2 separate regions of the Homo sapiens genome follow, and region 2 is linked to region 1. The links are chromatin loops, found by intact Hi-C in ENCODE. Cell type or tissue: endothelial cell of umbilical vein. All regions are shown on one strand.

Region 1 (8,000 bases):
AAATAAAACAGACAAATAGAGTCTCATAGGTAAATACTATCTTGGAAAAAAAGTGAAAAAATAGACTAAATTAGAGTTGCCATTTAAATTGCATATATCAAAATTTCAATAAATACTTGAGACGCAATATATAGTTGTGAAACTATTTGCCCATGTAACCAATGTCAACTCACTTCTCTAAACTTCCATAAGGGTTTCAGATCCAAAATAAGGCACACTTATGATCATTGGTAAGAAACAAAAGCTAACCATAACCGGCATAAACATAATTGGATTTTATATTTCCATAAGAAATAACCCTCCAAGGAAAAGACTGGTAAAGAGGTTACTCAAACAACTATATTTCCTAAATCTGAAGGACCTTCTGGTGCCTTGTAAAAGAAACAAAGCACTTTAAAATGTAATTAATTGGGAGAACTACAATCTTGAAAAAACCTACATCTTGGCCGGGCGCAGTGGCTCACGCCTGTAATCCCAGCACTTTGGGAGGCTGAGGCGGGGAGATCACAAGGTCAGGAGATGGAGACCATCCCGGCTAACACGGTTAAACTCCGTCTCTACTAAAAAATACAAAAAATTAGCCAGGCGTGGTGGTGGGCGCCCTATAATCCCAGCTACCAGGGAGGCTGAGGCAGAAGATCACTTGAACCCTGGAGGCGGAGGTTGCAGTGAGCTGAGATCGCGCCACTGCACACCAGCCTGGGCGACAGAGCAAGATTCTGTCTCAAAAAAAAGAAAAAGAAAAATACTACATCTTTTACGAGAAAGTACAGTACCATTGGACTAAAGTTTACGGTGATTGGTAATTCCTTATAAATATACAGATTCAATAGTTAAAAAAAAAATCACTAGTGTGTCACCATCACTGTCTAAAAGACCCTTTAAGATTCATTTAGAAATAAATAAAGTCCTGGCCAGGCGCTGTGGCTCACGCCTTAATCCCAGACCTTTGGGAGGCCGAGGTGGGCAGATTGCCTGAGCTCAGGAGTTCACAACCAGCCTGGGCAACACGGTGAGACTCTGTCTCTACTAAAATACAAAAAATTAGCCCCGCGTGGTGGTGCCCACCTGTAGTCCCAGCTACTCGGGAGGCTGAGGCAGGAGAATTGCATGAACCCGGGAGGCGGAGGTTGCAGTGAGCCGATATCACACCACTGCACTCCAGCCTGGGCGACAGATCAAGACTCCATCTCAAAAAAAAAAAAAAAAAAAAAAGTCCTGTAGTAGAGATGGATGACGATACTCCTTAATTTTATTATTATTTGAACTGTCCCAGAAGGCTGTGCGACTCCCCATTTTATAATGTCATAGTTACCAAGTATTCCAATATTGATTTAATTTCATAAAGAAACTTTTTTATAGGAAACACAATTTACTAACCAGATCAAGTGGGATTCTAATTGATTTCTTAAATTTTATTATAAAAATTGGCATTCTTATATATAAATGAATTCCTTCAGGATGACTCAGTCTCTCCCAGAATTTACTTACTCCTGACTAAAATGAGAAAATTGGGTTTCTGTATCTGCAAATTGGAGGATATATGTTGACCCCATCCAGAAGCAGACACTCTTGAAACCCAGGTCAAAAGCAGCTTTCCCTTTTAATTCACACTTTCCTCATTACTTCCACAAATGTTAATTTTTAAGATTAAACACCATTACTCTCATCTTTTTTGCGTGCATATTTAGGATGAATTTCTATTATATTGGTCTCACTTTACAAAGGATAAATTACCCATATATTCATATTGATGTTTTAAGAAAGACAAATTTGTAGTCCACTTAATTTGACTAATATGCACCAGGCATCATTTTAGAAGAGAAAGTGGATTGAAATCAATCAGTAAGTGAAAGAGAGTTACTCCAAAAATGTTACAGGGCTCCCATGTCTGGAAACACAAGGACTCTCTATGGGACAAAGTGATACCAGCTGTCACAACACCAACATTTGAGACATTTGGGGCAGCGAACCCCAGGCCGTGCCTCCTGGGCAGGCAGAAATGCTCAATTTGTAATCTACTTAGACACAACTACCAAAATCTATGGCTAGTTGCCTTTTCAAAAATTGCAGAAGTTTGGAGCCACATGATATTTTACTAATTAGCAAACCCAAATGCTTAATATTTCCAATGAATGGAAGATTTGCCAGAGGTTTCAGAATTTGCCTTTTATCACGTCTCCTAGAAATAAGGTGGGACTTCCCAACTGTCTATCTAGAGCTTACTATAGCCCCACCCTCATTCCCATTTTAATTGCACTGAGGGAAGAAACTCATGCCTTTCTTTTTTTTGAGACGGAGTCTCACTCTGTCACCCAGGCTGGAGTGTAGTGGCGTGATCTCGGCTCAATGCAAGCTCCGCCTCCCGGGTTCACGCCATTCTCCTGCCTCAGCCTCCTGAGTAGCTGGGACTACAGGTGCCCGCCACCATGCCAGGCTAATTTTTTTGTATTTTTAGTAGAGACGGGGTTTCACCATGTTGGCCAGGATGGTCTCGAACTCCTGACCTCGTGATCCGCCCACCTCGGCCTCCCAAAGTGCTGGGATTACAGGCTTGAGCCACCGCGCCCGGCCGAAACTCATGCCTTTCAATCCTCACTGCAGCTACATCCCTTAGAAGCACTATATTCACCAGAGGTAAATAATTACTTTATGTAGATTTAATTAACCTCAAATCGGCTAGTCTTGGCCCCAAACCTTCTTTAGTCTCCCAAATCAGTCTAATATGAGAAATTGAATATGTTCAGCTTGATATGCTTTTGGGGTGTACATGCATCTATCTGCTTGGGGTAGTAGATAAGCAACCACTACTTTGATGAGTGGAAGTTTCAACTGCTAGGAAAAAGTAGAAATAAACGAAGCCATCCCATCTAACAAGACAAAAAAAAAAAAGAAAAAACACCCACAGGAAAGATAGTTGGATATCAGGTTGACATGCACTGTCTTTACTTTTAGGTTAAAAAATAAGATTAGAAAGAGTTGCTATCCTGAGGCAAAGTGAACATTGTTTTTTTCATTTTGAATAAACCCAAGTTGTATTCAAATAATTTTTGCCACGACAGATAAACATTGAATAAAGAATGACTCATCTAATATGTGTTCCACTATATGTGAAAATAACAGGAAGAATAACAGTCTTCAAAATTTTTCTTTTAATATCTCCGAACAATTTTTTTTTTTACACAGGGTCTTGCTCTGTCACCTAGGCTGTAGTAGAATGGGGTGGTCTTGGCTCATTGCAGCCTCAACCTCCTGTGCTCAAGCAATCCTCCCACCTCAGTCTCCCGAGTAGCTGGGACCACAGGTGCACGCCAGCATGCCCAGCTAATTTTTGTATTTTTTCTAGAGATTGGAGCTTTGTCATGTTGCCCAGCCTGGTCTCAAACTCCTGGACTGAAAAAATCTGCCCACCCAGGCCTCCCAAAGTGCCAGAATTACAGGTGTGAGCCACCGCTCCAGGTTTTAAACAAATTAAGTACAGGTTATTTTTAAATGGCATCATAGATTTTTAGTTTTATTTGGAAATTTAATTTGTTTACTATTTCAGCTTCCACAAACCCAATTTAATTAACCCATTCTATTCATGAAAAATGTAGCATGAAAGTGTGAGAACAAGCAGATGGCTCACAGCAAGTTGCCAGGGACAATTCAGTCCCAGAAGGGTTCAGCAAGATCATCTAATGTAAAGAACAACACACTTGTCTCAGGGTAAACTAATGTTTATTACCAGAGCATATTCTTTCTCAATAATATTTGGAAGCAGCTTGAAATATACAACCAAATATAGCAATTTCACACTTAGATGTTTAAAAAGGTAATATTACCTTTCATATTTTCCCCAAATATTCAAGGATATCTGGGAGCACTGTTTAAAAAATCAAAAATGGAAGAAATCAGAAAATAACCAGAGAACAGGAAAGATGGTAGCTCCAAAACATTGCAAAGCACTTTAGACGAACCCTCCTCTAACTTGCCTGAATTTTGGATTGCTGATGCTCAGGAGAAACGGTGTAGAGGATGTCTTTTGGCTGCCTGCCATCCTCTGAACTGGGGCTGAAAAACCACTGAAGTACAATAATAATGGTAAATTATTCTGTCTTGTTCCAAATGATTTTAATATTATTTGGAGAGCTTTCAAATGCTTTTGAATTAAGAGAATGATTGCAACCCTAAATTTTAGGAACGTGAGAAAACTTCAAATGATCCTATTAAAGTTGAAGTACTTTAACTTTTAAGATACGTGATTTTACAAATCTTTACACATTTCAAGGTCTACATAGATTTTTTAAAAATGTTCTTAAAGCTCTACCTTATTTGTTTTAAAGAAATTAATATGGACTCTTACTTAAATGTATAAGCTAAATGTATTTTCAAATCTTCAATAGCAGCACATTAATTTATTAGTTTAAATACAGTTTTTGAGTAAACAAACTTAGAGCTCATGAATGGTACCAGATGGAGAACCAAAGTATTAGTGTCTGCCTTATTTTGACTGGCTAGGCAGCGAGTTGGGGAGCTTAGCTGTGCGCCATGCCTCAACCCTGACCTCCAGAGGCTGTTCTAAGAATTACAGAAGTTTTCTTTTTTAATGCATTTACGTAATTTCAACTTTTATTTTAGGTTCAGGGACTAACATGTACAGGTTTGTTGCATGGGCATATTGCATGACACTGAGATTTGGTGTACAAATGATTCTTTAATCCAGGTAGTGAACATATTATCCAATAGGTAGTTTTTCAGCCCTTGTCCCCCACTCTAGTAGACCCCGTGTCTATTGTTCCCATCTTTATGTCCATATGTACCCAATGTTTAGCTTCCACTTGTAAGTGAGAACATGCAGTATTTGGTTTTCTGTTCCTGCATTAATTCGCTTAGGATGATGGCCCTCAGCTGCCTCCATGTTGCTGCAAAGGACATGATTTCATTCTTTTTATGGCCATGTAGTATTCCATGGTGTATATGTACCATATTTTCTTTATCCAATCCACTATTGATAGGCACTAGGTTGATTCCATGTTTTTGCTATTGCGAATAGTATTGCGATAAACATAAGAGTGCATGTGTCTCTTTGGTATAATGATTTATGTTCCTTTGTGTATATACCTAGTAATGGGATTGCTGGGTTGAATCACAGTTTTAAGTTCTTTAAGAAATCTCCAAACTGCTTTCCACAGTGGCTGAACTAATTTACATTAGCACGAACAGTGTGTAAGCATTCCCTTCTCTCTGAAGCTTCACCAACATCTGTTATTTTGAAGAACAGAGGGTTTTCTAACAACAGTTGACTGAACTTTAGTAAAGCTATCAAATTTGTCTACCTGCTTTAGTTAACATGTCCCAGATCACAGCAAACAGATGAGGGAATTATCCTGTTTTAATCTAGAGAGAACAATACCAAACATCTGTCATTGCCAATGCAATCCTTGACAGTTTCCAAGGGGCTGGAATTTCTGACCTATTCAAGTACTGCCGTTAACACTTTATTCACTCTTCTTTCTATTCCTTATGAAGAATAATTCACCAATATTCTCTTTATTCTTGAGGATGATCACCAAGATGGTTCTCAGTTTTTCTGAATAACCCTTTAATCTTTTTCTATGGGTCTTATTTTCTAAACTTTATTTTTGTGTGTCTACTACAAGAAGACCTTTGTTAGATAACCAGTTGACATTAAAGATCATGTAGTAACAATGAAGGAAATAAATTTATTTATGGTCCTTTAGGGAATTTTTATACATTTATACCTACATGCTATCAAAAAGCCCATCCTGGAAAGTCAGTTAATTAGTTCACAAACATGCTACTAATGAGATTTAAATCACATGAAGACATGTTTCTTAAAACTTACTGAAATACCCCAAAATGTTACCTTGACATATACGTATAAATAGGATGGTGTCGGATAACACATGGGATTTTGTTTGCCAGAAATTGACCACTAAGATTCATGCTGGGCACACACTACTCATATTTAAGATCAGACGACTTACAACTACCAGGACCAACTCTTCTTTGAAGGGCTTATTGAGATGTACAGTTTTGGCAGAACTCCATATAAGTACCACCACACCTCCACCACTACCCCATTACCCCCTAAAGTTCCACTTTCCCATTCCCAAGGTATGTAGAATAGGAATCCCATAAATGAACCGATTTGGGCCTGTGGAAGTTGGTGGTATTGAGAACTACAGCCTTGCTGAGGTTCACAACCACAACCTGAGGGAAAGAGGTAGATACCTTAGAAGAATGTGGTAAGAGCCTTCAAAGAGTCTTGGTATTTAAAAGAGCTGAACTGATTGAGTGTAAGCACCCTGATATAGTTTGAATATTTGACCCCTACAAATCTCACGTTAAAATGCAATCCCCAATGTTGGAGTTGGGGCCTAGTGGGAGGTGTTTGGGTCACGGGGGCAGATCCCTCATGAATAGCTTTGTACTGTCCTGAGGTAATGAGTGAGTTCTCACTCTATTTGGTCACGCAAGAGCTGTTTGTTCAAAAGAACACTGTATCCCTTCCCTCTCTCTATCTCACATTCTCCTCTCTCCCCATGACACACCAGCTCCCCATCCGCTTCTACCATGACAGAAGCTTCCTAAAGCCCTCAAGAGGAGCGAATGCTGGCACAATGTTTTTTGCATAGTCTGCGGAACCATGAGCCAAACAAACTTCCATTTAGCAATTTGTTAAAATATATGGTCAACAGACCTGCCTTCTATGTCACATCTGTATAAAACCGCCTATATGCTAGTGATTGAAAGGTGTCTGTTCCAACTCTACTTTAATATGGTTTCGTCCAAGGGTGAGCTACATACCTACTGTCCCATAAACACAAACTACAAACACCAAAATCTCTTTGGGCCCCTCTTCTTTTGTTCCTCATCTCCTGCTTCAGTACAGTTCATCTTTTTATCCTGATTCTTGGCCTCAGACTCATTTTTTTAAGCTTACTTTTCCCACTTTGGATCTGGCATTTGTATCTGATCTCTTTGGCTCCTGGCTTATGGCTCTGACATGGATTCCTCAACCAATTATCCCTGTTTATTTCCCTTGGTGGACATAAATAAGACCCTCTAAGTGTAACCCCCAACTCCAACCATTCATCTAGATTTAACCTTCTCATGGAGGTTTAAGAACCCACAGAAAAATGTGTAAGCTCCACAAATAGGCCCATTTCAAAAAGTTTTCTCATCGTTAGCGATCTTAATCCAGTGAAAATGGCAGATGCCAAAGATTCTTTCCGGTCTTCCAATTACTATTCTTAATCTTAAAAAGCACATAGGATACAGATAATGTAAGAATTAAAGTGAGTAATGACAGAGTCATGATGGCACAAAGAGTATGTGATGACACAGGTAGGCTGGAGGCCCATCACAGCTGCTGAGCCCACTGCTGTTTATTGGGACCAGTGACTCTCAACAGGCAGGTACTGTCCCATAGCCATAAAGGAGTTCTAAAATGCTGTGTGGTTGGAAGCAGTATTTTTGGCTGTCAGTGATTGAAAGGTGCTATTGAATTTGGTGGGTACAAGCCAGAGTGCAATGCACTGGGCAGTCCAGATAAATGAAGAATTGTGCCACATTCGACAGAATCTGTGAATAATGTGCCTGACATTAAATAGGTGAAAAACTTCACTTATCATTATCTAAGCCTAGAATCAACCTCCTCATGACAAAAATACATGAAGTACTTTTTACACAATTTTAATCATGCCAAATTTTCCCAAGAATGCTACTACCATGCAAATTAGGGGAATTATTTTACTTTGCGTTCTTCAGAATTTTACAAAGAAAATATCACCATTTCACGTAAATATATCATAGACAGCAATGTTGTTTGTGGAAGTTGAATCACTAATACAGCGTGTGTGCCGATCTATATCTGTGGTCATTTTGTTTGTAGTGATTCTTCGTAAATGCAATCATACTTCTCTGTTATATCTTTTAATACAGTCATCCCTAATTGTTTACATATTGCAGTGGCATTATTTATTATAAATCAC
Region 2 (8,000 bases), 160 kb before region 1:
ATAGACTAGCTGACAATATGTTATTAACATGAATATAAGATGTTAGCCAGGCTGCCCTCTCACAATAATTTTCTTTGGCATAGCTACAGCATTCACTGTTCTTCACCAGTTGGCTTCTTTTATTATATGAGGTTGGTGGCTTTTGGTTCAAACTGGTTGCTTATGAAGAAAATTCAGTATTTAAAGAAAATGTGTGCCTTACAACCTCATGAAGAAACACACCAACATTTACTCTAAGTCATTTATACTTACATTTTTATCCATTTTCCTTATCATTGATTCTAAAAGATACATTTTTCAGAACAATATTTTCTTCTCAACTTATATCATTGTACAATTAAACCACATTAATTGGCAGATAGGCCAGGAGGACACAGCTTGATTTATACTTTTGTCCCAGATAAACGAATGATAGTGAGTAGTTTGATCTCTGGGAGGTTTTAAAAGAAATGAGGTTACTAAAATGGACCCAAATACAGATTTTTCTAGTGAATGAATTGATATGAATAAAATACTGTGCCTCTACAAGGGAAAGAGAGCCTATTCACAGCAAAGAACTCCAAGTGACTTAGTAGAGCATAAGACAAATGCAATTGGAGGCAATTAATTGTGAATGCTCTGTTATTTTGCATAACAATCTCCATTTTCATAGTCCCTAAAATAATTACAAGTTCTCATGGCAAGAGTCTTGGCCTGGGGTGACTTTCTGAGAACCACAGTAACTTTGGTTTGGAAAATTGATCTAGACCTCCATGTAATATCCATGCCAAAGAGCCCATTCTTTCTCAATACCTCTGCTGATGGATGACTCATTTCTCCTCATTTCATATTTAAATACCTGCTTTCCTCTCTGTTAGACTTCCTTTCCCTCTGCCATTGGACAAAATTTGGCTTCTTGTGGCTTCATCTACTGTTCTAATTCTGCTTCTTGGGACCATGAGAGGGAGAACTTCAACTTCTCTTCCATGTGACAGCCTGTATATACCTGAAGTCTTCCCATTTCCATTTGCTTCAGCTATTCCTCATGTCTCAAATGTTAAGTCTCTTCACTATCCTGGGCACTCATCTCTCTGACTCTGGCTGAGTTCCTGAGTTGAATGTTCTATTTCAGATTCTGTTTGGCAGCAAAAAGCAGGAGTAGACTGACACCTCCTTGGTTCTGGACATGATTCTTCTAACAATGCAGGCAAAATTGCATGAGCTTTTTTACATCGCAGAAACATATTGAGCTTATTATTCAATAAACATTCAAAAATATGTTTTATGTATTAAAGCTAAGTAATTTCTATGTTGTCATAATGATAAATATGGCATATTTTTCTTGTTTTCATCTTGTTAGGTTTGTACATATGCTTTGAATTGCCAGGACTTATTTATCACATGTATGCTATGCACATATTTAGTAATAGTGTCCTCTACATTTTAATCTAAAATCATTGATATTATACTCAACAGGTTCCCTTCTTCAAGTATGTTCTTTCAAGTTGAAATTCTTTTACTAGAAAGCTTTTGGGTACTACTATTAACTTGTGTGAACCCAAAAAAGTCTGAGACAGGTCTCAGTTAATTTAGAAAGTTTAGTTTGCCAAGGTTGAGGACATGCCCATGACACAGCCTCAGGAAGTCCTGATGACATGTACCCAAGGTGGTCAACACACAGCTTGGGACATGGGACATCAATCAATATATATAAGAAGGACATTGGTTCAGTCTGGAAAGGCTGGACAACTTGAAGCAAAGGCAGGAAGACTCTAAGCAGGGAGAGAGCTTCCAGGTCACAGGTAGGTGAGACACAAACTATCACATTCTTTTGAGTTTCTGACTATGGTTTCCAAAGGAGGTAATCAGATATGCATCTATCTCAGGAAGCAGAGGGATAACTTGGAATAGAATGGGAGGCAGGTTTTCCCTAAGCAATTTCCAGCTTCAGTTCTCCTTAGTGATTTTGGGGACCCAAGATATTTACCTTTTCACACTTGGGTCTACAGAATTGTCTCCTTTCAGTAATCCATTCTAGAATCTGCCCCAAGTTTGACATCTAACTCACTGATACAGAGTTAATAGTAATAACACTTATGGTGTTGACTGCCAAGATGCTGTTTACCCATCTCCTGTCTTGGAACACAAAACCACATTTCCAATAAAATATTTAAAGTCTACCTTCCAGAAGTTTAGGTTATTCAGCTGATTATATGAAGCTTTCTACACCTTGACTAGCATAAATACTAAAAAGGACATAAACAGTTTTTTAAGGCATAAGTTACTTTCAGCTTCACCAACCAATTCTTCCTTTATACTTTGAAATATGCATTTGTCTGAGTAAGAAGAATTAGCAATTATAGTTACTGTATCATTGATTTCTCCAAAGAAAGAAGAATTATCCTTCAATAATTTATTCAAAAATTAGAACTATATTTTCCAGAAAGGAAATGGCATCAGAACAAAACATGGGTGAATGCATGTATGATTCCATAATCAGACACTCAGCAAAACATATATGGAGTTAGTGTGACCATAGCAGTATTGGAAACTACTAATATATTTCCTCCCGATCAATCTTCTTTCTCCTACAGGAATGTTATGTCCTGGGCAGATGCAGCAACAGACATCCAGGGGTCTCAGTAGAAGCTGCTGAGAAAAGAAGGAGTGTGGATTTGGAAGGACTAAGGCTGAGACAATGAATTAATCTCAGACTCTTTCCTGAGGGGAAAAAGGCAACATCTAAAATTATAAAGACCTAAGAAAGAAAAAAATCAAATGATGAATGGCTAGCATTCTGTATCCATCATATTATTGATTTCCAACAACGATCTCATGTTTATAGATGAAGCTTCAAGAGGTTAAGTACCTTGCTTGAGTTCACTCACTCAAAGTCCAGATTCAGATCTGTTTGACTCCAAAGCTAGTGTTCTTCTTTCTCTAACTCTGCTAATTCTGGCTTCATATATGCACCATAATTTGTTGCCAACTAATGAGGAGGACACAGAGCACAAGACTCCAGAAGTAAGGATATTTAAAGTCAGAGGGGCTAGAGATACTTCTGAGAAGCTTGTCTTGTTGGATATTTCTGGCCAGAATGTGAGAGAGAGGGTGCAGACACTGAAAGGAGGGAGCTATGTAGAGGTACTGCACCCTAGATGATTGTACTAGAGTCAAGCAGCTGTCCTGACCAGTGGGTAATCTGTTCTTGGATCAGGAACTGAGTCTAGGGTACAAATGCATTAATTTAGAAAACTTGGCAGAGAAGGGCGTAGAGGGCAGTTTAGCGGCCATGGAAGGGCCTGGTAGTGATCTCAGGGACCAGGATATCAGTTTCATCACTAGGGTGGCAAACTGTGCTAATTTACCCAGGACTGTGAGTTTTCTGGAACACCGGACTTTCAGTGTTAAAATTAGGAAAGTCCTAGGCAAACTGGAATATATGATCACCTGGTCATAGCACCAAGAAGGTACCCAGCCCCCATCAACCAGAGATGTGAACATTACATTGGTTCTTTCCTCTTGCTCACACCCCTCCCTCCTTCCATCCTTAAGTGCTCTCGATTTTACTTGCCTTTGAATGTCTGTCATCTCCTTCATCCCCATGACCACTGTTTTTGTTCAGGCTCTCACCATCTCTCACTATTTCGAGGGTCTCCTAACTGGTCTCTGTATCCATTCCTGACAACTTCCACAATGCTGAATGCTCCACAATGCCACCAGAGGGCTCTTCTCAAATGAAACAGAACGTGTCACTCCTGTTCAGACATATCAAGAGCTCTCCACTTGGGAAAGGAGAGAGTCCAATCTTTCTCCATAATTTAAAAGACCCTACAGACTCTAATGCCAGCCTATATCATCAGCCTCTTTTCTCTACACCAGCCTGCATCACACTTCATGCTTGTCTATAAAACAGACCCTACCCAAAAAAACCAAACCAATCCTAAACAAAACATGTGTTCTTACACTTCCAAGCCTCTGCCTTCTGCCTGAGACATTCTTCCAAGCTTTGTCCATGTATAAAATTCCTATTCATCATTCAAAATATTTTGCAATGTGTAGAAATAAATACTAATGAAAATGTCTTTAGGGAGAGGCTTCTCTGTGGCTGGAAAGAATATATTGATAAACTGCTTGGAGTGGGAAGTGACTTCCATGCTGTGTAACAGTTGAATAAGACTTTATGTCAGATAGTATAATCCAATATCTTGAAAGTGTTCACTTAAAAATCACACAATTTATAAATTTAGAAAGGAGACATTATTTCTTATAAAGGGTTACAGCCTGCAAGTTGGACATTCTTACAGGCTAAGAAGCATAACCTCCAGTCAAAGTCATTAGCAGGCACTTCAAGGGAAGGAAGGGTGGAACAGGGATTTACGTTGAATATCTTGGCCAAGTATACATATTCAACAGGTTACAGGAGGAGCTGTGAATATTCATGAAGGTGGTCCTAATGCATATGTATTGAATAAACATACATGTTACATAGGACCCATTAGGAGACTTAACATTTAAATGTATTAAAAGTAGGCCCTATAGGTCAAAAGATGAAGTAGAGACATGAAGACACTCAAGTGTGTAAACTGGCCAGAACCAGTCCTTGGTTTGCCGTCTCTTATCACTGGAAAGTTGCAGGAATCAGTACCTTGTTAGATCAAAGCTGTTGTTACGGGTTGTGGAACAGGGTGTCGGTTAGTCATCATCTGGCAGTGAGCTGCAATTCTTTCAATATTGCTTATCTCAAGGTCAGTGCTTGTTTAGCTGATAAAGCAAAAGAAAAACCATGTAGCAGTTAGAACACAGTTTATTCTTTAAGTTCAGGGGTGCATGACTTAACTCTTGCATGGCATGGCCTTAGGTCATGTTTATGATTTGGTATCTTATTGCCACAAAGAATCTATTCTGCTAGTCTTACGATCTTTATTTTAATGTTAATGCTGGTCAGTTTTTGTGTCTAAATTGCAAAAGGGAGTGGGTATAATGAGGTGTGCCTGACCTCCTGTGCAGGCATGGCCAGAAACTCAGTATTTAAGGTTTCTCTGGGGTCCCCTTGGCCAAGAGAGGTGTCCATTCAGTTGGCTGAAGGGCTTAGGATTTTATTTTTAGCTTATATTAGGTTGGTGCAAAAGTAATTGCGGTCTTTGCCATTAAAAGTAATGGCAAAAATGCAATTACTTTTGCACCAATCTTATAAAAGCAGAATGCCTACATATGTCTACAAGCCACATAGTGTGCATCAGGACTGAGTCTATTTTTTAGCGTTTGTCCCAATAACAAAAGATGGAACCATATATTTCTCAGAAAATAAAATTTTAATTTAATTTAAAATTTTATATTCACTGTTTATCAACCAATACTTAATCCTGTTTAGAACATCACTAATGATGATTGCCCGAAGGCTGTGGTCAACGGCCTTCATCAACATCAACAGCATGAATATCACCTGGGGATCTGTCAGAAATGTAAATCTCAGGCCCCATGAGGTGTATTGAATCAGAAACTTCGAGGAGGGGTCAGGAGGGCAGGAATCGCTGATTTAACAAGCCTTCCAGGTGACTCTAATTCATTCTAATGTTAGAAAAATCACTGCTCTAGTTGAGGTTTTCAAATGGTCTACCATAATTAAAATCCCCTGTGCAGCTTTGTTAACTATGAAAGAGATTCCTGTGTATGTTGAAGTTTGAGAATTTCTGTTATATTCACAAATTAAGCCACAGCACTACAGAGCTACTTCCATGGGTGGTCTTGCATGACTCTTATGAAATAGTTTTTCCTGAATAATTTGACTCACTTTGAAGGATAAGCTCTGGAATGCCTGTGTTTGAATTCCACCTTCATCATTTACTGAATGTGGTAGCTGGCGCCAGTCATCTAACCTCTCTGGTATGGTTTGTATCTGTGTCCCCACCCAGATCTTATTTGAATTGTAATCCCCATAATCCCCACGTGTTGAGGGAGAAACTCAGTGGGAGGTAATTAGATCATGGGAGTGGTTTTCTCCCTTGCTATTTTCGTGAGAGTGAGTGAGTTCTCGCAAGAGCTGTTGGTTTTATAAGGGGCTCTTCCCTATACACTCTTCTCTCTCCCGCCACTTTGTGAAGAAGGTGCCTGCTTCCCCTTCTGCCATGATTGTAAGTTTCCTGAGGCCTCCGAGCTATGCAGAACTGTGAGTCAATTAAACCTCTTTTGTTTATAAATTACCCTATCTCGGGTAGTACCTTTATAGCAGTGTGAAAATGGACTAATACGCTGTGTCCAAATTTTCTTCCCTTCAAATGGAGATAAAAATTGACCTAGTTCACAAGGTTGTTTGAATCTGAGTGGGAAAATACACATAAAGTTTTTAGAATGGTGACTTTCAAAACAGCTGTATGGCTCTGGGTTTTCTATATGGGTGTTGTTGAGAAGACTATTCACTCTGTTACAAAGTCCCCTCTCTGAAGATCCACAGAGATAAGGTTCCCTATACGGCTACTAGGGGTTTTGCTGGGTACCTTGTGAATCACGACATGGGTGAATTCCCTTCTCAAACTGGCTGCCTGAAACTGAGAGCTAAGAGATTTTGTCCATCTCTGTTCATTTGAAGGGTCCTGTGGCCTGCATCTGAGTGCTGATTTCACTTCTGACTTTGTCTTTCTACACTTTTTGCCCTTTACCTTTATTCTCCCAACTTATTTTTATTTATTTTATTCTGCATTGTGTGTACCCTTTGAATGCTCTTAGATATTTTTAGGAATAAGATAAGGCAAGAATGTAATTGATTTTATTTAATTAAGCATTCAATCAAATATCCAGACTACTACAGTGGTGTGATGGATAGTACTGAGTGTCAACTTGACTGGATTGAAGGACACAAAGTATTGATCCTGGGTGCATGTATGAGGGTGTCACCAAAAGAGATTAACATTTGAGTCACTGGGCTGGGAAAGGCAGACTCACCCTTAATCTGGGTGAGCACAATCTAATCAGCTGCCAGCACAGCTAGAATAAAAAGCAGGCAGAAAAATGTGAAAAGAGAGACTGGCCTAGCCTCCCAGCCTACATCTTTCTCCTATGCTTGATGTTTCCTGCCCTCGAATATCAGACTCCAAGTTCTTCAGTTCTGGAACTCAGACTGGCTGTTGCTGCTCCTCAGCCTGCACATGGCCTGTTGTGGTATCTTGTGATTGTGTGAGTTAATACTTAATAAACTCCCATATATAATATATGTATATAATATATATACACATATATATTATATATACACATATTATATATAATATATACACATATTATATATATTATATATACACATATTATATATATTATATATACACATATTATATATACACATATATAATATATACACATATATAATATATACACACATATATAATATATACACACATATATATAATATATACACACATATTATATATAATATATACACACATATTATATATAATATATACACACATATTATATATATAATATATACACACATATTATATATATAATATATACACACATATATATAATATATGCACACATATATATAATATATACACACATATATATAATATATACACACATATTACATATATAATATACGCACATATTATATATATAATATATACACACATATTATATATAATATATACACACATATTATATATATATTGTATACACACATATTATATATAATATATACACACCTATTATATATAATATATACACACATATTATATATATAATATATACACACATATTATATATAATATATACACACATATTATATATATAATATATACACACATATTATATATAATATATACACACATATATAATATATACACACATATCTATATATATACACATATTATATATAATATATATACACATATATAATATATATACACATATATATAATATATATACACATATCATATATATAATATATATACACATATATATATAATATATACACATGTTATATATAATATATATACACATATTATATATAATATATACACATATAT

Evidence for each region. A loop is a pair of places that touch in the nucleus more often than their neighbours do. Peaks named below come from ENCODE experiments on the same cell type or tissue, not always from the same donor. Only the 100,000 strongest peaks of a DNase experiment are listed, where the experiment ranks them.
Region 2: it touches region 1 in a loop (9-fold over the local background); 25 of 110 quality-filtered maps call a loop at or near these places.

What each region holds. Positions count from the first base shown.
Region 1 is chr7:123,363,170-123,371,169 of GRCh38, forward strand. No RefSeq gene overlaps it. Among named protein-coding and RNA genes, the nearest start is that of SLC13A1, 170 kb to the left of the region's middle. In endothelial cell of umbilical vein, a CTCF peak has its summit at 4,553; a DNase peak (open chromatin) is centred at 4,562.
Region 2 is chr7:123,205,296-123,213,295 of GRCh38, forward strand. No RefSeq gene overlaps it. Among named protein-coding and RNA genes, the nearest start is that of SLC13A1, 9.3 kb to the left of the region's middle. In endothelial cell of umbilical vein, no CTCF peak of the experiment used is centred here; a DNase peak (open chromatin) is centred at 4,676.